3 separate regions of the Homo sapiens genome follow, and regions 2 and 3 are each linked to region 1. The links are chromatin loops, found by intact Hi-C in ENCODE. Cell type or tissue: heart right ventricle. All regions are shown on one strand.

Region 1 (8,000 bases):
GTAGCTGTCCAGTTGTTTCCTGTATCATTTTTTGAAAAGATTTTTTTTTCTTCCATTGTATTGTCTTTGCTCCTTTGTCAAATACCAGTTGACTGTATTTACTTGGGTCTATTTCTAAACTCTATTCTGCTCCTTTGATCTGTTTGTCTGTTCTTTTATTTTATCATGATCTTGATTACTGTATCTTTATAGTAAGTCTTAAAGTGAAGTAGTGTCAGTCCTCCGACTTCATTCTTCTCCTTTGATATTGTGTTGGCTATTTTGAGGCTTTTACCTCCCCATATAAAGTACAGAATCATTTTGTCTATATCCAAAAAATAGCTTGCAGGGATTTTGATTGGCATTATTACTCTATAGATTAAGCTGGGAAACACTGCTATCTTGACGATATTGAGTCTTATTCTTGAATGTGCAGTATTTCTCCATTTATTTAGTTCTTTGATTTCTTTCATCAGAGTTTTGTAGTCTTCCTCATAGAGCATGTTCCTATTTTTTTATATTTGTGCCTAAGTATTTAATTTTGGGGATACTAATGTAAATTATAATTTTTTTATTTTAAATTTCATTTGTTTATTGTTGCTGTATAGGAGAGCAATCAACTTTTGCTTATTAACCTTGTATCCTGCAACCTTGCTATAATGCTTACTAGTTCCAGGAATTTTTTGGTCAGTTCTTTCTTATTTTTACATAGACAATCATGTAATTTGCAAACAAAGACAATTTCCTCCTTTCCTATCTGTGTACCTTTTATTTATTTATGGCATTAGCAAGGACTTCCAGTATGATGTTGAAAAGTGGGAGAGGAGGCATCTTTGCTTTGTTTTTGATCTTAGCAGAAAACCTTCTAGTTTCCTACCATTAAGTATGATGTTAGCTGTAGATGTTCCGTATCAAGCTGAGGAAGTTCCCCTCTATTCCTAATTTGCTGAGTCTCACTTAGTTTTTTAGTTTAACTTTTTTGTTTAAAATAATTTTACAGATACTGATTATAGTTAAATCCTTCAGGTCTCTGAAAAAGAATTTTTTGTCTCAAATTTAAACCTGAATTAGTTTATGTTAGAAAAACAATTAAAAATGTGTTGTTGCTGCTATGTTCTGAATTGTGTCGTCCCAAAATTCATGTTTTGAACCAAGGCCTGGGCACCTCCTCACTCCACCCAGAGGGTTGGGAGGGTAGAACATCAAACCAAAGAGGTTTATTCTCCAGCCTTAAGGCCTAATGCAATTTGCTTTGCTAGGTTTTCAGCTTCCTTGACCCATCATCACTCCCTTATTTTTTGTTTTTCCATTTTGGAATGGGAACGTCTATCCTGTGTCTGTCCCACCATAAGCACGTAACTTACCTGGTTTCATAGGTTTACAGCTGGAAAGGAATTTTGCCTCAAGTCTCGTATGTCATATGTAGATGATATTTGGATGATACTGGGTTTACAACATTAGAGTTGATGTGGAAATGAGTTAAGACTTCAGGGGCTGTTGGGATAGAATATATGTGTGTATTTTACATGTAAGAATGATGTGAATTTTGGGTTGCTGGGGTGGAATGCTAATGGACCATATTGAATCTCCCTAAAATTCATATGTTGAAGTCCTAACTACCAGTGTGATGGTATTTGAAGATGGAAATAATTAGGCTTGAGAGTGGGATTGTCATAATGAGATTAGTTCCCTTATAAGAAGAGGAAAAGAAACAGATCTTTCTCTAAGAGCATGCACTGAGGAGGGGCCATATGAGCACACAGTGAGAAAGCAGCTGTCTGCAAGCCAGGAAGCAGGTCCTCACTAGTTACCAAATCTTCTGGCACCTTGATCTTGGACTTCCCAGCCCCCAGACCTGTGAGAAATAAATTTCTGTTGTTTAAGCCACTCAGCCTTACGGTATTTTATAGCCTGAGCAAGCTACGACTATTGCCGATCCTGGTATTTCTATAACTTTTTAAATTGTCATATTCAAGCTGATTTCTAGTGCTTGTTTTCGGATATAGATTCACAGCTAGGAAGGACAGTGAGACTTGTGAAATATCTGAAAATTTTCTTTTTCATGTAATACTTGGGTTGGGTTAAAAGATAAACACATGGACAATCTGAGTTTCTGATATGTATTAAACTCTTTCTGTGTCTGGTTTGTTCACAGATGTTCAGCCTGTTGCCTATGAAGAGCCTAAACATTGGTGTTCAATAGTCTACTATGAATTAAACAATCGTGTTGGAGAAGCTTTTCATGCATCTTCTACTAGTGTGTTAGTAGATGGATTCACAGATCCTTCAAATAACAAAAGTAGATTCTGCTTGGGTTTGTTGTCAAATGTTAATCGTAATTCGACAATTGAAAACACTAGGCGACATATTGGAAAAGGTAATCTTGTCATTTTCCTACATTTAATCGAATTCAATCATTTGTTGTACTTGCCATGAACCATGCATTGTGAAAGGTGCTAGAAACATACAAAGAAGTTTGACACGTGGCCTCTGCCTTAAGTTGCCGATATTGAAGAATGTATTAATCAAATAAAGACATGATGTTCCCTCATTTTTTTGTCCTGCTTAGTGTTTCTTCCCAGTGCTAAGGATCTGAAATCATACTACCACTTTGTTTTTTGAGTGTTACCCTGACTGGAACATAAGCTGTACAGGAACTTGCTTTGTTCACAGCAGTATCCCCAGTAGCTAGAAGAGTGCCTCATTGTAAATACACAACACATATTTATGGAATATTGTGTATGAATGCTGGTGAAGGATTAGAATTTTATAATTAAGGTATTTGTGGAGTATTTTGGGTTGAGATGACTTGTAAGTGTTACCATGATGTGAGAGGAGCGGAATTAGAAATGGGAAATCTAGTGTGAATGATACTCCAGTGGCTTCACCACCACTGCTCCCATCTTTTAAATTTAGGCAATAAGGTTTTATTAATAATTCATCCTGCAGATAGTTGCCATAACAAACCGGGCCCTTTTCATACTGCAATAAAATGTCAAAGTCTCATGCATCAAGTGATCAGGAAGGAAACCCATCCCAGGTAAAGTGTATTGCCTGTTTCTTGAGAAGTTTTGTTTTTACCCCTTGCTGCATTTTGCTTCTTTAACTTGAGGGCATCTTGGTCCAAAATAGGAATAAAAGGTAAATAAATATAATTGTGATAGGATTTCTTATAGAAGTGATTCAAAAAAATCCTGCGGCCAAAAATAAGTTACGAAACAAAGTTTTCATTGTCTTGAGTTTACTGCCAACTTGCCTTAGTTTTTTCAGTGAAGTGCCTCACTTCTAGGCATTGATTTTTTTTTTCTTCCATCACAGTAGAAGTAATTTAAGGGAAATCTATTTTGTGAATTTTGAAATTCTAGAATCAGTTTTTTCTTTTTCCCCAGCATATAGTTCTAGGACCTTTTCTTTCATGGGTTAGTTTTGGGGTGGTGGAGGGATATGTTGGGAAAATACTAGGTGACTAGCTTTAGTTATATAATTTGAATATTTAATGTTAAAACTATTTCCACATATTTATATATTTTTAAAATTTTTATTTTTTTTGCCCTCACATCTTGCAAAGGAACATATATATTTTTAAATATAAAAAAATTTTAAGTAAGATAAATCTGCCATTTCAAAGCTCTTCTTATGACCTGAAATTATATATGTAACTTTGGTTTTTTTTTAGTGTTGCTGTCCTCTTTGTTAGCACAAAGAGTGCAAAAGTCTGTCAAATGACTGTTTATGATAGTTGATAGCACTGAGGATTTATTTGAAAGGACTCATCAAAAGATGATTTGGGGTTTTTTTTTTTTAGCCCTCTCTTTCTCTCATAGAGATGATAAATGATTGTTGGGAAAGGAAAAAGAGAACAACCTAAAAATGGATAACTTAATCTGCTGCCTATTTGAGGCTTCTCTTGTAGATGCAGGCAGACATTAACCTCTTGATTATCTTTGGCAGCAGAAGGCCATCTAGTGGTAACTTCTGTCTAAAGACTGCTGGAAGTTTGCTGTGGATTAATGGGTACTTTTGTTGCACCATACAGTCTATTTGGTTTCATTGTAATGATTCTTTTAGCTGACTCTTGTGATGTTTGTCTTTTTAAGGTGTTCATCTGTACTATGTTGGTGGAGAGGTGTATGCGGAATGCCTCAGTGACAGCAGCATATTTGTACAGAGTAGGAACTGCAACTTTCATCATGGCTTTCATCCCACCACTGTCTGTAAGATTCCCAGCAGCTGCAGCCTCAAAATTTTTAACAATCAGGAGTTTGCTCAGCTTCTGGCTCAATCTGTCAACCATGGGTTTGAGGCAGTATATGAGCTCACCAAAATGTGTACCATTCGGATGAGTTTTGTCAAGGTGAGTTGTGACCTCTAACATAATTTGAGTCACTATAAATGTGTATATTATGACTTTAGGTTATAATTTTTAAAAATTGTTAAATGAAAGTTGATAATTGCTTTTGGCCTGATTTAACAGGTTTTTAAATAAAATTATTGAATTTGTAATTTTAACTACATAATAGATCTAAGATTTCATTTTGTAATCTAGACATTATAAAATGCATGATTGATATTGATTTTGATATTGAATAGGGGCTGAGATTATAAGGAATTTTAGTTAAAAGACTAAATTTCTAGAAAGCATTTGTATTAGTCCATTTTCATGCTGCTAATAGACATACTCAAGACTGGGTAATTTATGAAGAAAAAGAGGTTTAATGAACTCACAGTTCCACGTGGCTGGGGAAGCCTCACAATCATGGCGGAAGGTGAAGGAGGAGCAAAGTCATATCTTACATGGCGGCAGGCAAGAGAGAATGAGAGCCAAATGAAAGGGGAAACCCCTTATAAAACTATCGGATCTTATGAGACTTTATTCACTACTGTGAGAACAGTATGGGGGAAACTGCCCCCATGATTCAGTTATCTCCCACTGGGTCCTTTCCACAACATGTGGGAATTATGGGAGCTACAATTTAAGATGAGATTTGGGTGAGGACACAGCCAAATCATATCAGCATTTAATATTAAAATTGCTATTTGAGTCTCTTAACTTCAACAGTTTTGATTATTATTACTAGATTTCATTAGGGTGACTTGGCAGAATTCTTTAGAATACTAAAATTATTTCATTCCTAGCTAAGTACTGTTATTAAAAGTAATGGCAGAAGCCACAATTACTTTTCCACCAACCTTAATATTAAGGATTTGCAAAGTTCAAAGGAACTTTTCAAGTTTTTCATCTACTCTCTTCACCTGACTGTATTGACATTCCAAAGATTTGTGCTTAAAATCTGAAAAGAATTTTAGTCATGTATTTAAGCAATCTGTACTGTATCTACATATTTAAGCAATCTGTACTGTATCTACATGGTTCTTAAGAATTTAGCACAAGAAGAGCACCTGTCACACGCTGTGCATGGGTTTTTTTCTTTTTGGTATTCAGCCCCAGTCCAGTGTTTTCATGATACTTTGCTGTAGATCTATTGTATACATCAGTTTACTGGTTACCCTGAAGGTATTTCTGCCTTCTTGTACAGTAATGTGACTTTTGCATATTTATTTTAATCTCCACTCCCCAATGTTCTTCACTCCCCTGACCGCCCTCCCTCCCCAACCCAGTTTTCCTGGGCCAAGACTACCATAAGCAGTAAACCAGAGAACCTGATAAATCCAGGAAAATAAAAGTGAAAAATTTCTATTTCAATTTTTATCTGCAGTTTTAGGCTAAAGATTTCAGCTCAGTTCATCCCAGTAATTTCCAACCTTAAAGGATAATCACTATGTGACTGCCACATTAAATTATACATGCATGTATTGATCAATATCTACAATGCCTTATCTGATATTCAAACAACTTGAAAATAAAAAATTTTTCGTTAAAAAAAAAAACCTGGGCCGGGTGAGGTGGCTCACACCTGTAATCCCAGCACTTTGGGAGGCCAAGGCAGGTGGATCACCTGAGATCAGGAGTTCGAGACCAGCCTAGCCAACATGGTGAAACCCTGTCTCTACTAAAAAATACAAAAATTAGCCGGGCATGGTGGTGGGTGCCTGTAATCCCAGCTACTAGGGAGGCTGAGACAGGAGAATTGTTTGAACCTGGGAGGCGGAGGTTGCAGTTAGCCAAGATTGCGCCATTGCATTCCAGCCTGGGCAACAAGAGAGAAACTCTGTCTCACAAAAAAAAAAAAAAAAAAAAAAAAAAGAAACTCTGACATGTGACATGATCTTACATGAGGCTATTTATGATTTTGATTTTGATTTTTTATATATGATTCCTTTATTAGTATTTAAGTGACATCTCTTTACATTTTTTAGTGGTTTCTCCAGGAATTACCACGTTATCTTTAACATACCCCAATCTACCTAGAGTTAATATTGTACTATTTTTAGAATGTAAAATATGAAAACCTTGCTGTTGAAGAGTTTTAATTACCTTCTTTTATTCTTTGTGCTATTCATAAATTTTACATCTGCACATTATATCTTATAATACAGTTAAAATTTTTCCTTTAAATAGTCATTAAGTCTTACAAAGAAATTAAGAGAAAATGGTATTTATAAATATTTGCAGGCAGATTCTTTGGGGCTATGTAAATACACTGTTTCTCCTTTATATTTTACCCACAATTTTTGCATTCTTCAATATATCTTGTCTACAGTAATTATTACTGTGGTGTTCTAGTGGTGATTTTCTATTTTGCATTTATCCCATTAAGGGAGAATGTATCTCAGATCAGAAATATTTGTTTTAATTATGAGATACTGTACTGTGTTACCTTTCTAAGATTAAAAAAAATTATGAACTATAACTGGCTCTAAGGGTTTCTTTTAAGGGAATTATATATTATTTTAGAATTCATGAATCTTTAAATAATGTAGCTGTTGTCTTTTAATTTCATGGTGAATACTAAGACTGGTTTTGTGATAGTTATTCTCTTTATGTAACTTCTACATATCTCTACTGTTAAAAGCTATCTTTTTCTTATGGTAAAATTGGTTTAGAGTGGTTGACAGTTTAAAGAGGGATTTGTGATGATATCTGTTCATTTTCATAGGGTTGGGGAGCAGAATATCACCGGCAGGATGTAACCAGCACCCCATGTTGGATTGAGATTCATCTTCATGGGCCTCTTCAGTGGCTGGATAAAGTCCTTACTCAGATGGGCTCCCCTCTGAACCCCATATCTTCTGTTTCATAATGCAGAAGTATTCTTTTCAATTATATTGTTAGTGGACTTGTTTTAATTTTAGAGAAACTTTGAGTACAGATACTGTGAGCTTACATTGAAAACAGATATTACAGCTTATTTTTTTCTACATAATTGTGACCAATACATTTGTATTTTGTGATGAATCTACATTTGTTTGTATTCATGTTCATGTGATTAACTCTTAGAAGTGTTGTAAAAGATGCAGAGTAAGTATTATGCCCCAGTTCAGAAATTTGGCATTGATCTTAAACTGGAACATGCTTTTACTTTATTGCCCTAACAATTTTTTATTAAATTTATTTGAAAATGCATCACATGATGAAAAATTATAGTAGCTTATAAGAGGGCATATACAGTGAAGAGTAAGTTTTCCCTCCTACTCTCGATCTTCCAGAAGCTGTACTTTTACCAGTTTCTTTGTCCCACCAACTTAAAAAAAAAAAGTACAATTCATTGTTTTGCAAAAGTGTATGGTAGGGGCTTAAAAGAAACTATAAAGTTTTATTTGAATGAACACTATGCACTGCTGTAACTGGTAGTGTTCAGTAAAAGCAAAATGATAGTTTTCTAGATGACATAAAATTTACATTTAATACAGATAAGTGTTCTTCAGTGTAATGTGACTTCATGCTATATATCTTTTGTAAGACATTTCCTTTTTTAAAAAAATTTTTGCAAATAACTGATCTCAAGTATATGTCATTTACTCAAAATCTGTCATAAGCATTACTTTATAGCTAGTGACAGTGCATGCACAGCCTTGTTCAACTATGTTTGCTGCTTTTGGACAATGTTGCAAGAACTCTA
Region 2 (8,000 bases), 200 kb before region 1:
TGTGCAGTGCGCATGCCACTGAACTCTGCACAGAAAGAACATGAAGGTGGGTAAGGAGGAAAGCAAGCCAGTAAAGACTGAGAACCTGGGAGGGGTCAAGCCCTGAGGTGAGAATGAGGGTGAGCATGGACCCAGGAAAAGGGAGACAAGTGGAGGAAGTGCTGGGTGTCCTGTAGCTCACTGAGCCTGTGAAGCATTGTAGAGGGCATTGGGAGCCAAGCCTAAGCCCCCTACTTCCCTGTTTCCAACAATAAAGTTGGAGTTTCTGAATTTCATTTGACTCTAGGGAGATCTGGAATTGTTCCAGGAATATTTCTGCTGGCTGCTATGAGAGAGAATAGGGAACTAATTATTGGAGGTTTAAAAGCATTTGGGCAAGAACTAAATACATTCATGTTTTTATCTGTTTTCAAAGTTTACTTTAAAATTTTTTATGAGCACATATATCAGATATAAAACAATCCCTTCTGTTATTGCTAAATAAGAACTGTCAAGGAAAGAAACTTGGTTGGATCTGCTGGACATAAAAGAGAGAAAATGTGACCTTCAGAGTGCATCACCCTACCTAAATTGAACTTTAGCCAGGCAACAGGGTAAACAGAAATTTTCAGGGAAAATGTAACAGTCCTAGCCTGGAAACATCTTCTGTGATTTCAAGTTCAGACAGTTTCTTTCTGTTGGAGATGATGTTTTCTCTTGCAATTAACAAAAGAGCACCCATCTGTATTAGGGTTCTCTAGAGAAACAAAACCAATAGGAGCTATACATATTTATAGATAGGTAGATAGATAAATACAGTTATGTTAAGGAATTGGCTCATGCAGTTGTGGGAGGTGGCAAGCCCAAACTCTGCAGGGCAGGTGTCAGGCTAGGAGACCCAGGGAGGAGGTGATGTTGCATCTTGGAATCTAAAGGCAGTCTAGAGGAAGAATTCCCTCTTTCCTGGGGGCCTTCCATCTTTTTTCTCTTATTGCCTACAACTGATGGGATGAGGCCCACTCACATCATGAAGGGTAATCGGCTTCATTCAAAGCCTACTGATTTAAATGTTAATCTCATCTTACAAATGCCTTCACAGTGACATTTAGACTGTCATTTGACCAAATATCTAGGTACCATGGCGGAGCGAAGTTGACACAGAGAGCTAACCGTCAAACAAACCATTGTAGTGCCTTTGGTTCAGGAGCAAGACTTTGACTATGTCCTTTGACTTCAGGAGTTGAACTAGAACAGGAGCAGAGCTTGGCGTGCCATAGGAGCCTGCCGCTGTGAGTGCCTTCATGGGATTTCAAAAAAAATTTCCTGTTCTTGGTTTAATTTATGAAAGCTTTATATACCTAATTACAATCTCATTGAAAGCTTTTTCCATATGGCCTGTTTAATTTAAAGTTTTGATGAGGAGTTACAGGAAAAATAAGACGTAATGAAAGGATTGAGCCAGGGAAACATCCCTAATTCCCACATTCATTAGCATGTTTTGCATTTTGTGAGCACTCTGCATGTGTCTTTATTTTCCCAGGGCCAAACCATACAGAAACAGAAGGGCTACCAGAGAAAAGCGAAGAGTGGGTGGTATGCTGGAGCAAGCAGAGAGACTCCCACCAAGGGAGAGAAACTCAGGTTAGCGAGATCTCCACATTTTCAATAACGAATAACAAAGCCTGTTCCAATGGATCATTTAAGAGCCATGTTAGCTGAAAGAGATTTTTTTACCCATGGTTTTTGAAACACCAATCACCTATTAAATGGCTGAGTGCTTTTGTTGCTCAATATCAAATATTTTGGAATATTTTTTCATTGTCAAAAGTTGCAGTTTGTTCCTTTCTTCCCAAAAGTTTGTTGTTTAAAAAAATAAAAAACTTTGCCTCGCCAAAGGCAGAAGGATTGCATGTAAATCTTCCATTTAGCAGTTCAGGGGACTTCATTCCTCAGTGTGCTTCTTTTAAAGAGAACAAAGCACCTTTTCGCTTCTGCACTTACTGCTTCATTTGTTCTTGCTCTTTGCTTGTGCTAAAACTGAAGCTCAGACAAGTTAAGTGATGACTGTTTGACCTTGACTCCAGGAGGCTGTCATCTATATCCATTCTCCCTTCCCAGGGGCGGTCTCTTTGGGATCACTTCTAATACCCACTCTCTGGGAATCACGGGAGCTCCGGGGCTGAATACGTGTAACAGAGATTTTTCCATTGTATGTTTCACATTCACCTAAAGCACAGAATGCCTGAAAGCAAAGACAGTGCTCTCCTTTGTGAGACACTTCAAATGGGAGAGTCAGAGGACCTAACGATTGAGCCTCACCTGAGGAGGTGATGTGTAAATGCGAGGGAGTGGTTTGGGACACAGGTGAAGAAAGAATGAAAATCAAGAAACAATTTAAAGTGGAGACGAGGTACGTTGGGGAGCTCATGTAGAATAGCCCCAGTCTCCCGAGATGAGGTAAGTAGAAGGTGTGAGGATGGCGAGGAAATGAATGTGAGTTTGAGTTAAACACGTTTGGGCTGGTCACTGCAGCTGATGTATGGCAACTGGTCAAAAGAATTGCCACACAGCCTGGCTTCCCAGCGCCCTCTCCTCTAGTGTTTGGCTGCCCAGGAGCCACAGCACAAGGAGGTAGCAAGGTCGCTAAAGCACATGTTCAGCAAGCTTGACCATGAGTTCTAGACTAGAAAAGAGGCAAATAAATAAATAAAAGGCAAGAAAGAAGCCAACTGACAACAAGGGAGAAGTTTTAGAGGCTAAAGCCATAAATGAGGTAAGCCATGGCAGGAGGGCTCTGAATACCCACTTTCTTTCCTGAAACACCTTCCTGTACCAATCATCACCATACGTCCTTATGAGTTTTGACTACCCCGAACACGCTCTTCTCTTCCTTCCCTTCTACTTAAATGCCCTTCCCATCCTTTAAGTTTCAACTCAAGTCCTACTCACTCCATGAGGTTCTCCTACTTGTTTTTAGATTTTCTGCACTCCTTCTCTGAACTCCTTCAGAACATTTTTCTAGGACACTTAAATTATTTCAGAATTATAGTCTTATGTTGTATCCTTTGTATAGATCTCATTTACCTGTGAGAATGCAACCTCTCTAAGGATAAGAACTGGGCTTCCCTAACATGGTCAAACGCTACTTTAACCCAAACATGCTTAACTTTTTTAAGTGTTGGTTAGTTATCCAGTAAATAAATGACATTACTACCATAAACTTATTTTGAGACTATTTGGTGAACTTTGTCAGATTTTTGATGTTTGAGAATTTGCAATATGCGTCCCAGTCACCCATGAAATGTTTAAAATATCTGTCAAATAATTCTTATTTCCAATATTATCTCTATAAACCATTTGCCCCTAATAAAATATTCATGGGAGCAGGGATCCCAAGCATTCATTTGCACAGTTATTAAACTATGACAGAATCAAAAGAACCAAGATTTTCTTCAGATGTTTTACATTTTCTTGGATTAAAAAATTGAATAAATTTGTATTATCTTTTAATACGGTGACCAGCATCTTGCAATAAATAAATACTATGTGTTAGGTTATGATGAAGAAAAATTAGTGTATTGTACAGAGGGAATTTCTTCATGGACCATAATGGCCGCCAAGAGGTCAACTCTGCCTCTAAGGAGCTGGTGGCCTTTCTCCCTCCGTTTCCCTGTGCGATGATGCAAGGGAGGACTTGCAGCTTCACAGTGCAGAGCAGTTGGAGCCCTGAGCCGTCCCGTTGCACCGCCGCTCTGTGGCCTTCCGCTAGTGGGCGCCGCTGAGCGGACTTCGGCGCTTCTGCCTCAGCACTCCAGAGCCCCACAGCCTGCGTCAATTTCCAATCCTGACTGACGCATGTGGGGCTGAAATGGCCAGGATTGTGAAAGTCGGTGGAATAATTCGATTCCATCAGCTATTCTAAAGGTCTGCCCTGGCCCTCTGGTTTTGAGTCATGCCCACACTAGAAGTTTGCAGTTTTGCCACCATGGCCTGTTGCCATTGAAACAAAGTTCATCCTTGGTGGAAAATGCTGATCTTCATAGAGCACTGCTGTCTTTTTTATTAGGATGGTTAATCCCTTCCTACATGTTCAGGGCGGGTACGGGCCTCCCTGGGCTTCTGGACTAATTTTCACACGCAAAAGCTTAGAGATGACTTGGGTGGTAGAAGTTCAGAGCGGGGAGAAAGCTTAGGAATCGTTCTAGTCAAATCCTCTTCTTTTACAGAAGAAAGTCCAGTCCAGAAAGAAGGGATTGGTCCCGTAGCCATCCAGCCCCTCAGTGACTTAGGCAGGGTTGAAACTCGTAGATAACTGACAGGCAGAGGTAGCACCAAAAAGGGACCCTCAACCAGAGGTTCCCAGCACCTTTCATTACCTTAACTGTGCTCTGGGAGCCTTCAGTGCTGTGGATGGGGTGTGGATTGCAGCCTGCCTTAGTCTGCTTTTGTGTAAGCCTTTATTGGCTGCTCAGTATGGGTCAAGCAGTGGACGAAGCTCTCATAGCATGTATGTCTCACTTAATCCGAGGCCGTGCCATCTGGTGCTACAGAGACAGGATCTGGAGCCAGCAGACCTGGACTCAAGTCCCAGCTCCACTTCTCAAGAGCCACAAGGATTTGGGCAAGTAACATCCCCTTCCCACACCTCCCTTTCCTCTGCTGAAATTGGAGACCATAGTAGAATCTCCCATTGGGTGAGATAAAGCATATAAACCACTTAGCACAGAACCTGCCTGATAGGAAGTACCTCAGGAATGTTAGCTTTTGTTTTTTTTATCAGTCTTACGCACTAGTTGTCTTCATGTTGATATTCATAGGAGCCAGCTAAATGTTCTATTTCACATCTATTATGTAAATGTACTATTAAAAGTGTATGCAGCTATAGATGTGTTAGTAACTGCATCGTAATCACCTCTATACAAATAATGTTTTTGTGAGATGAATGCATAAACCAAAATATTTTACAAATTATTTGTAAAAAAAAAAGTCTATGATATTCTTCAAAAACAGATTATTTTCTCGTGATGACTCTCTTTGCCTCCAAATTTTAAAGTGTGGGCCAGGCGCAGTGGCTCACACCTGTAATCCCAGCATTTTGGGACGCTGAGGTGGGTGGATCACTTGAGGCCAGGAGTTCGAGACCAGCCTGGCCAACATGGTGAAACCTCATCTCTATTAAAAATACAAAAATTATCTGGGTGTGGTGGCGGGTACCTGTAATCCCAGCTACTCTGGAGGCTGAGGCAGGAGAATTGTTTGAACCCAGGGAGTGGAGGTTGCAGTGAGCAGAGATCACACCACTGTACTCCAGCCTGGACGATAGAGCAAGACTCCATCTCAGCAATAAATAAATAAATAAGTAAATAAATAAATAAATAAAGTGTTATGATGCTTTTTATCTGGTGTATTTTCTTGTTTTAATACACCAGATAAAAGGCATCATCACACTTTTTTCTGAGAGTGTTTTCTTTTTAAGTATTGGCATTGTTTATGGCTCTGACTAAATGTTCCTTTGGTCTTTGGGATTATACACTTTTTAGTCTGTAGGAGATAATTAATTGCAGTTAAATTTCTTCTTCACAGAGGGGACAGTGAAGTCTTTGATTCCCTGCATTGGTGAATATGAATGAAGGTGCTTCTCAGAGCCATGCATTAGAACTCTATCACAATATATCTACATGTTTACAAGTTACATAAATTCTTTCCTTCCTGATAGCCATCCAAGTTAGCACATCACAACTCAAGGATTCTTCTTAAATTCCCCATGACAGGCTCAGCACTCAAAGCAATAGCTATTTGCAGTTTGGTGCATTTTAAACCTGAAAGCTGGGGTTCTAGATATAAATAGCATACACAGTTGGACAACGGCATTACCATCAGGGTGAGATCACTTCCAGGAAAACACTGAAATATAGCAATGGGAATAACATCTGGCCTTTCAACAGTTGTGTTTGATTTAGACTTGGACATCATACTTGGAATAGATGCTGTATTTATTAATGACCTCAGTTTCCATGCAACTCACTCATCTTAACTCAAAAAAGCAAGACCTCTGCAGCCTATTCATTAAAAGTAGTATGTTTAGGGTATGGGTGCAATTATAAAGCCAAGTCAAGTAAATAAACTTGCCTGTTTCTCCCTGACCCATTCAATCCCCCCTCATACTACACAAAAGGAATATAGGCAAAGAGGAGTCCTTGGGAGTAAAATCTGTCTTTTTCTATGTTGACGATTGTCTGGGTCTGAGGGAAAAATCCATTAAACAAGATCAAAATCCCCCTTTATTTTAATATCTAGGTAACATTTTTATCTCTCTTGTGTAGCAATAGAATCTTCGTCCTCCCTTTATTTTATTTTATTTTTTTCTGGGCACATGGCAACTGAAATAAAGACTCCATTCTCAAATTTTTGTTGAGCTAGGTGTGAAAGTAACTAAGTTCTGGCTACTGAGATATAAGCAGAAATAGTACCTGCAGATTCTACAAAGGGTTTTTTAAAGGGAGGTTGTGAATCCCCTCGCTTCCTTTTTTCTCCTTCCTGTGATTGGGATGTGTTTCAATGGCTAGAAATTTGAGCAGGCATTTGGACAGGAGATCGCCTTAAAAATGGAAGATATATATAGTGGAATAACAAGGTAGAAAGAGCCTGTGTCTTTGACACCATGGAGGGTCTTAATAGTTCTAGACAGGGAACTTCCAGACTATTATGAGAAACAGTACACAAACAGTAATGTGCATAAAATGAAAATGTACAGTTCGATGATTTATCAAAAAGGAAAGCTCTATGTAACTACCACTTGGTCAGTGTTTTGTAAATATTCCATGTGCATCTTTTACATTTTTGGTATGCAATGTAGAAAATGTGTCCATTCTGTCAGTTTGCTAATCACGTTGTTTATATTTTCTATATCTCTACTGGATTTTTGTTTATTTGTTCTGTCAGTTGTTGAAATAGTTGTGTAACAATTTCCCACTATGATTGCACATTTCTGTTTCTGTTAGTGTTGGAAACTTGATTCATGCATTTATATTTTGAGGCTCTTTTATTAGATGCATGCAATTTTAGAATAGTGACATCATCCTCTGAGTTGAATAATTTAGCTTTTTGTAATGTCACTATTTATCTCTGATAATGCAGTCTACCTTAAAGTCCTTTATCTTTGAATATTAACCTAGTGGTTTCCCTGTTATCTTTTTCAACCCTTTATTTACAATCTTTCTGTGTCTCTGTGTTTTAGACACAGCTCTTGTAAACGGTATATATTTTAGTTTTGCATTATTTATTTATTTATTTATTTTTGAGAGAGGGTGTCAGTCTGTCACCTAGGCTGGAGAGCAGTGGCGTGATCTCAGCTGACCATCTGGGCTCAAGTGATCCTCCCACCTCAGCCTCCTGAGTGCTGGAACTAAAGGCGTGCACCACTATGCCTGGCTAATTTTTGTATGTTTTGTTGAGATGGGGTCTCACTGTGTTCCCCAGGCTAGTCTCGAACTCCTGAGTTTAAGCGATCTGCCTGCCTTGGCCTCCCAAAGTGTTGGGATTACAGGTGTGAGCTACTGTGCCTGGCCTAGAGTTTTGTATTTTTTTATCAAGTCACATAATCTTGGTCTCCTAAATAGAACATTGCTATGGTTTGAATGTGTCCCTCAAAATTCATGTATTGGAAACTTAATCCCTAATACAACAGTGTTGGGATATGGGGCCTAATAGGAGGCAGAGTCCTCATGAGTGGATTAATTCCGCTACAAAAAGGGCTTGCAGAAGTGGGTTTGGACTCTTCTGCTATGTGAGGACTTGCACTTGTTCAAGTTGCCATCTTGGGAGCAAAGACTGGGCCCTCATCAAACAACTGAACCTGCTGGCACCTTAATCTTGGACTTCCCAGCCTCCAGAGCTGTGAGAAATAAATTTCTGTTCTTTATAAATTACTTCACCTTTGCTATTCTATAATAGCAGCACAAAATTGGCTAAGACACATGTAGTCTGTTTCAGCCAGCCTGCAGAAGCAGAATGCATCCCTA
Region 3 (8,000 bases), 110 kb before region 1:
AGTCCAGCCTGGCCAACGTGGTGAAACCACATCTCTACTAAAAATACAAAATTAGCTGGGCGTGGTGGCACATGCCTGTAATCACAGCTACTCTGGAGGCTGAGGCAGGAGAATCACTTGAACCCAGGAGGCGGAGGTTGCAGTGAGTCGAGATCATGCCACTGCACTCCAGCCTGGGCGACAAGATTGAAACTCCATCTCAAAAACAAAGAACAAGGAAAAAAACGAAAACTGTTCAGTAAACACTTGCTGAATGAATAAAATAAATATATAAATGTATAAATAAATGCTCTACTTTCAACCACTACTCTGTTTTTCTTTTAGAAAAACAATGTGGTGAGTGTCAACAAGGAGCCTGTTGCCGAGCCTGACATCATGGCCACAAATGGCGTGGTCCATGTCATCACCAATGTTCTGCAGCCTCCAGGTAAGTGTCGCATCCCCACTGACTCTGCAGCCAGTCCTTTTCTTCATGTGGCAGTTGGTGGAGAGAAGAAAAACTGTTCTAAACAATGATGAGAATAACATGTAATTGTGATAGTTAAACTGTGCCTATGTGACTGATTGCAGAGTGAATTGGGAGCTGTTGGTTTTGAATGCACCACACTAAGGAATGTGAGGACACATTGCTCTTTGCGGAGTTGCCCAGCTATATTAGCTCCCCTCGGACACAGCCCAGTTTTCTGTATTCGCGTGGATGCTGTCCGCGCGATTCCCAGCACTCCTCTTACAGCATCTCACCTCAGTGTATGTTCCTTGCCTCCAGTGCAGTTGAACCTCAGTCCTGCCTCTCCTCATGTGTGCATTCACCTTTCTTGGTGCTCTCTCCCCATGGGCCAAGTTCTACCATGAGTTATGAAACATTATGGAGAAAACATGTCTTTGGAAATGTGAGCCAGAAAGCCCACCAGTGCCCCTCAGTCACGGTTGTTATGAATGACATGCTAATGGTTTCACTCTGGTCAAACCTGCCTTTTCTTTCCTCTTCAGCCAACAGACCTCAGGAAAGAGGGGATGAACTTGCAGACTCTGCGCTTGAGATCTTCAAACAAGCATCAGCGTTTTCCAGGGTAAGATGCCTGCTAGGTTTGCGCCTAGCCTGAGCAGCCTCAGGTCCTCTGTTTGGGCCATAGAGGAGCCTCTCCAGCCCCTGTCTTCCTTGGCTGCTCCCCAGGGCTCTCTTAAAACTTCTCCCCACTCCCACTGAGGCATCCTCAGCCCCAGCCTGTGTCAAATTCAGAGTAAAGAACCAAGGCAACTCCCTGGCTTTCATGGGCCAAAGCGCAGGCTTTCACACCGAGGCCTCTGAGCCTCAGATCATGGGGAAGTCACTGCTGGAGAGAACAGACATAGCTCTGGAAGCCATCTGCCCAAGAGGGCAGCCCATCCCAAGTTCATCTTACAGTGGCCAGGCCTGCCCTGAGCCGGGGCCTCTGGGTCACTCTTCTGCTGTCCATGGCATTGCCCATCCTGGGTGAGGCTGGGGCTCTCCTGGGCACTGTATGTATTCTGGATACAGGGATACTGGGCTCGCTATGTGTGTGGAGCCATCCCTTCCTTGCCCCAGCCCCACCTCCCTCTCAAACCCTCTCTGGCTCTTTCTGAGCTTCCTTTCCTGCTCCCCAGCTTGCCCAGTGCTCAGTGCCCCACTTGGCTCTTTTGCTACTTCGGGTCAGGTGGAGCCTCTTGGGAATGTGAAGTGCCTTACAGAAAGATTGCACTTCAAGAGGAGAGGCTGCAGGGAGCCATCCTAAACCCAGAGGCCTGGAGCTTACTGTGTCACTTTACTTTTGTACACAGGGGTCTCCTTAGTGCCCTCGAGAAGGATTCTTGGCCCTGAGCTTCTACTCCTGAGGCCACCTCTGTGCAGCCCCAGCTCCCTCAACTCTAGGCTGTAGTCTCAGTGGGAAAGCCTGGCTTGGGGGTCTCCTAGGAATGTCCACCTGAAGGCACACTTGATAGGGGCTTGCACAACTTATGTCTGCCAAGGCCACCTGAGGAACTCCCTGGTGCCTATAAGTTCCACCTTCCCCTTCCTCTTCCTCGCCCCAGCATTTTTTCTGAGTAGGGGTGGCAATGGGCAAAGCCATTGTCATAAGCAGTTGCAGGTATAACTTTCACTAGAAAACCTGACACCTTGTGTTTTCTTTCAGGCTTCCCAGAGGTCTGTGCGACTAGGTGAGTCTGGTCTGGGTTTGAAGTCATTGCAGACCTGTTTAGGCCTTACCCCCAAGCAAGCCCAAGCCTGCCATCTGCTGTATATAGATAAGAACATCATGGTGCAGTAAAAGAAGCCTGGCCTTTGGAGTCAGAACAGCAGGGTGACTTGGGGTCAGACCCAGAGCACCCCATTTCCTTCTCTGTAAGATGAGGATAATAAGAGTAACAACCTTTTAGGGTTAAGGTGAGTTTTCAGCTTAGGAAGTCTGGGAATATTGCAAAGGGCTTGGCAGGAACCCATGGTGAGGATCTAGTTCCAAGTTGATAGGTACAGAAAACCAGAACATCGGGCCTTGAGTAAAGAGTGAAGTTTCACAAACCACAAAGCACCTGCTATGTGCAGGAGAGCATGGCAGAAGGAGGCTGCTTGGCCCTGGTCCTTGAGATTCTGACAGTGTCCTAGACAGACATGGGGAGATCTGCACCTATTTGACGTTACCAACTTCTCTTTTTCAGCCCCTGTCTATCAAAAGTTATTAGAGAGGATGAAGCATTAGCTTGAAGCACTACAGGAGGAATGCACCACGGCAGCTCTCCGCCAATTTCTCTCAGATTTCCACAGAGACTGTTTGAATGTTTTCAAAACCAAGTATCACACTTTAATGTACATGGGCCGCACCATAATGAGATGTGAGCCTTGTGCATGTGGGGGAGGAGGGAGAGAGATGTACTTTTTAAATCATGTTCCCCCTAAACATGGCTGTTAACCCACTGCATGCAGAAACTTGGATGTCACTGCCTGACATTCACTTCCAGAGAGGACCTATCCCAAATGTGGAATTGACTGCCTATGCCAAGTCCCTGGAAAAGGAGCTTCAGTATTGTGGGGCTCATAAAACATGAATCAAGCAATCCAGCCTCATGGGAAGTCCTGGCACAGTTTTTGTAAAGCCCTTGCACAGCTGGAGAAATGGCATCATTATAAGCTATGAGTTGAAATGTTCTGTCAAATGTGTCTCACATCTACACGTGGCTTGGAGGCTTTTATGGGGCCCTGTCCAGGTAGAAAAGAAATGGTATGTAGAGCTTAGATTTCCCTATTGTGACAGAGCCATGGTGTGTTTGTAATAATAAAACCAAAGAAACATACGTCCTGTGTGCATGGTACAGTGTGCTGACCTGAGGCCGTCATGCTCCTCCACACCTCAATTCTGCTCTGGAGAAGCTCAGAAAGGAGCCCCGAGGGATGGTTTTGGGGAGATTCCAGCAGCCAGCCCTCAGACAGCCAGACAGCTCATGGGGGTTTGAGCCTGTCTTTGCCAAACAGGTTTTTATTTCACCCTCCTCCGGTCCTGGGGTTTCAAGTTTTCAGTGTTGCCTTCACCCCGCACTTTATTCCTCTTATTACTTGGAAGTACCTTCCCTCCAGCATGGTGATCCCCTGCCTGTGTGCTGGACTTTTGAGTCCTCAGCACCAACCTGTGAAGTGGTTGCCAGCATAATCCCATTATGCAGATGAGGAGACCAAGGCCCAGGGAAGGGAGAACCACCAGCAGCACGTAAAATAGCTGAGCTGGGACTGGAACTCACACCTCCTGACTCTCAGTGACCACCACTGACAACAGCATAAGTCCAGGTTTTCCAGGCCCATCCCCTCTGTGCCAACCCACATTCAGATTCCTTCCCCGGCTCCCGTAATCTCTGGCATCTAGAATATCCTCAGGACTCTGAGAGGTGATATCATGTGGTTGTGGTGCCATTGCCCCCTACCTGTGTGGCCTGGGGCCAGTCATGTGACCTCCCAGGGTCTCCTCTTCTGTAATAGGGAGATGACCGTCACATCTACTTCATGGGTCCATCGTGAGGATGAAATGAGATGATCTATATAAAATGCTTGGTACAACATTAGGTGGCCTTATTTTTATCCTGCCGTCTGGGACTGCTCAGGATCAATGCGCCAGAGAGCCTTTATTTGTGTCTTTCCCACAGGTGGGCTGGCCCACTTTCCTAGAGAATGGGACAGACCTCCTTCCCACCCACACCCATCTCTGCCAAGGCTGATTCACTCCAGCAGGCGGAGCTCATTTCACTTCATGGAACCAATGACCCAAAGATATATCCCCAGCACTACTGCTGGTCAGTCCACTGCTGCTGGGAATACAGCAATGGTAGTGGCAGACAGAGGCCCTCTCTTAAATAGCTTCCAGTCTGAGGAAAGAGAGATATGACATCAATCCATTAAAATCATTCATCCATTGGTTCCACAAATATTTGTTGAGGGCTACCTATGTGCACCCCCATGTTAGACCCTGGGGAATAGACATGTCATTCTCATGAGGCTTCTCTACTGATGGGGGGGAAGAGAATTGTCAACCAGATAATGGCACTACAGCCTGTGTGTTCTTAGTGACTCTGAGGATAGCACTGTGGTTCTGTGACAGATAATGAAGGATTTGGAAGCAGGAATGCCCAGGAGCTCCCAGAAGTGGGAAGAGATGAGAGGAATGGAAGGAACTTACCTGAAGGTGAAGGCATCAGGCTAGGGGACCAAGGGAGAAGGTGTCCTGAGAGGTAAGGCTTAACCTTGGGTGTGAATTCAGTTCCCGTCACTCTCCCATAGCTCTGTCCTGCTGTTCCCACCTCCCCTGCAGCCATGCGGGCTTGGGCGGCTAGTGAGGGCCTTGCTCATGCTGGGTATCCTATGCTATGCTTCACTTTGAGCACCTAAAATACACACACTGCACTTTACCAAGATGACCTCGGAAACCAAAGAGGTGATCAGCATAAGTTTTAAAGACCCTTAAATTTAAAGTAAAAATCACTACAGGATCCATTATAAATGCCAAACACTAAGATGTGTGTTTCCAGTTCTCCCCTTCATTTGTCCCTGCCACTCCCTGCCCTGACTTTGCCCCACCCCCTAGTAATGTGGGCTCCACTCTATGCTCCAAACTCTCCCTGGAGAGAAATCCTCCCTGTGGTTGAGGACAAGGCGCAGCCTTCCCCTCCCACCAAAGAAGGTCAGATTCCCTTTTTTGGTTCCTAACCATCCATACCCCTTCTTTTCTCATGAAGACTCGGGCTAAGCATTCATTAGGGCTGCCATCTGGAGGATGGACCCTTAGAGCTGAGGGGCCAGCACTGTGTGTTTCCAGGGGTGGGTGATTTTGGGGAGGGAGGTGTGCCTCACCCCATCAGAAGGCCAGAGGGTAGCCCAAGCTAGAAGGAGGTTGCCCAGGCCTTGCCTGAGCCCTGACCACTGAGCCCCAACCAAGGAAATGGAAGGAGAGGAAGAAGGGGAATGGGCTCTTCTTAGTCCACTTCTGTCTTTGCTGTCACTCTGGGAATACAAAGCTTTCTGGGATGTAGAGAGGACTGCAAAGACCCTCAGCATTGGGCCCTGAGGCCTCCCAGGATGGGGTATGCCTTTCCCACACAGGGGACAGGGGTGGCCTAAACCTGGCCACATTGGCCAACTGAGAGGCCAGCTCAGCCATGGGGCCAGAGAGGCCTGCTGTATTGGGCTATGCACCTATGTGCATTATTTTTTCTATTACTTGCACTGATACTATGACACAGGTAAGTACTATTAAAATTCTCATTTTACTGCTGCAGAAATAGAAGCTTAGAGAGCTAAAGTAGTTTGCCAGGTCACAGAATAAGAAGAGGCTGAAACACAAATCCAGCCATTCTTAACCACGCTTCTCCCTTCTGCTCAACTATACCAGAGGCCAGGAGGGGTAGTCAAGGCAGCCATGGACAAGCAGACATGAATGCCAGGTGGTCAGAAGGGCTCAAAACCCCCTACCCTCCAGAGAAGCCCCTGCAGGCCAGGTCTCTGCTTGCACAGCCTAGAACATAACTTGTTTCTATGGTGCCAGGGCATTAAGAATTAGCAATAGCCACGAGTGCCCCAGAACTCATGTCTGGAAAAAAAGAGAGGAAAATACCTCTGTGCTTGAAAGCATAATTCAGTGTTATGCTCTTAGAAGAGATGCCTGGAATATTATGCTCAGAACTCTTTTCAAAGCCAGGAGAGAAAGTCATGGAATGAGGGATGGGCCCGAAGCCCTGTCCAGAGAAGTCAAATGAGGCCACCTTGGGCCATCCCTATCTGGCAGGGAAAGAAACTCATCCATTCCAGAAAGCCAGAGAGCCAGCCCAGAGAATAAGTGGTGGGTGGAGAGGGGAGGAGTCTGGGACAACCTCTATACACACGCACATTCATTCACACACACAAACACACACACACACACACACACACACACATGCATGCATGCACACACACCCCTGCATGGGAAACCGAAGACACAGCCTTAGGCAGAGAAAACAGGCACAGCACACCCACTTGTGGTTGGGGAGAGGACTCCAGGACCTGGAGGTGGAAGGCAGCAGCTGGAGCTCTGGCCTCAGGCCTGTTAGAGGAGGCTCCCTGGAGCTGCTACACCCTGTCACCCATGCAGGCCCTAACAGTCCCTGCAGTGCTGGAGCTCCCCATCACTTGGGGAGGCGATGGAGGTCACTGAGACCTGAAGAATGAAGAGGGTGGGGAAGAGAATTCAGTCTGAAGAACAGTGTCATAAAGGCTCTGAGAAAATGTGAGAGAGTTTTGTGTGGCTAGAGAGAAGAGAGACAATTCCTCTGGTGAGAGGTTTGGGAGCTAGACTGTACTGGGCCTCATAGGCTAAGTACTATCATAATTAGTATTAAGAATTTTAGACATTATCCTTAAGACAATGAGAAGCCACTGGAGGGTTTTAGTTGGGGGAGGGAGATAGAGAGGGGTGTGCAATGATCAGATATATATTTTATATTTAGTAAAATATACATGGCATAGAATTTACCACTTCAACTATTTTAAGTATACAATTCAGTGGTATTCAGTACATTTCCCATTGTTGTGCAACCAATCTCTTCATCTTGCAAAACTGATCTGTTCCATTAAACATTAACTACCCATTCTCCCTTCCCTTCTGCCCTTGATAATCTCTGTTCTATTTTCTGTCTCTATGAATTGGAGTTCTCTAGGTATTTCATGTAAGTGGAATCAGTATTTGTTCTTTGCGACTGGCTTATTTCACTTAGCATAATATCTTCAAGGCTTATCCATGTTGTAGTGTGTGTCAGAATTTCCTCCATTTTTGAGGCTGAATAATATTCCATTGCATATATATACCACTCACTTTGTTTATTCACTCATCTTTTGATGTACATTAGGCTTGTTTCTACCTTCTGGCTCTTGTGAATAACGGTGCAATGAATGTGGGTGTACAGATGTCTGTCAGAGTCCCTGTTTTAAATTAGTTTGGTCCCTCTTTTAAATTAGTTTGGTTATACCCAGAAGTCGAATTGATAAATCATATGGTAATTCTATTTTTAATTTGGGAGGGGGGGGAATTGCTATAGTGTTTCCATTGTGGCTGCACTATGTCACATTCCCCCCAACAGTGCACAAGGATTCCAGTTGCTCCACATCCTCTCTAATACTTGTTATTTTCTGGTTTTTGGTAATAACCATTCTATTGAATGTGAAGTGATGTTTCATTGTGGTTTTGATTTTGTTTTGTTTTTTAATGATTAGTGATGTTGAGCCTCTTTTCATGTGCTTATTGGTCATTTATATTTCTTCTTTGGAGAAATGTCTATTTGATTCCTTTGCCCATTTAAAAAATTTTTTTTTCTTTTTTAGTTATTACATTTTAGGAGTTCTTTATGTATTCTGATATTGATTCCTTATCAGATATATGATTTTCAAATATTTTCTCCCATTCTGTGGGTTGCCTCTTTACTCTGTTGACAGTGTCCTTTGATGCATAAACATCTTTAATTTAGATGAAGTT

What was found. Peaks named below come from ENCODE experiments on the same cell type or tissue, not always from the same donor. Only the 100,000 strongest peaks of a DNase experiment are listed, where the experiment ranks them.
Region 2: a loop joins it to region 1, with 2.6 times the contacts of the local background. A loop is called at or near these places in 7 of 110 quality-filtered maps.
Region 3: a loop joins it to region 1, with 4 times the contacts of the local background. A loop is called at or near these places in 33 of 110 quality-filtered maps.

The regions. Positions count from the first base shown.
Region 1 is chr5:136,170,300-136,178,299 of GRCh38, forward strand. SMAD5 (SMAD family member 5) reads left to right here. Exons shown (of 8, transcript NM_005903.7): 6 at 2,135-2,356; 7 at 4,077-4,333; 8 at 7,038-8,000. The coding sequence ends at 7,181. Among named protein-coding and RNA genes, the nearest start is that of SMIM32, 19 kb to the right of the region's middle. In heart right ventricle, a CTCF peak has its summit at 3,951 (motif pointing left); no DNase peak of the experiment used is centred here.
Region 2 is chr5:135,973,853-135,981,852 of GRCh38, forward strand. No RefSeq gene overlaps it. Among named protein-coding and RNA genes, the nearest start is that of LECT2, 23 kb to the left of the region's middle. RefSeq lists an enhancer at 1,434-1,935. In heart right ventricle, a CTCF peak has its summit at 3,755; a DNase peak (open chromatin) is centred at 3,749; H3K27ac peaks cover 3,903 bases.
Region 3 is chr5:136,060,510-136,068,509 of GRCh38, forward strand. It overlaps TGFBI (transforming growth factor beta induced), which reads left to right. Exons shown (of 17, transcript NM_000358.3): 14 at 325-427; 15 at 991-1,070; 16 at 2,154-2,178; 17 at 2,677-3,309. The coding sequence ends at 2,717. Among named protein-coding and RNA genes, the nearest start is that of TGFBI, 36 kb to the left of the region's middle. RefSeq lists a silencer at 2,169-2,268. In heart right ventricle, CTCF peaks have their summits at 2,275 (motif pointing left), 4,215 and 6,546; DNase peaks (open chromatin) are centred at 3,842, 4,222 and 6,392; H3K27ac peaks cover 3,686 bases.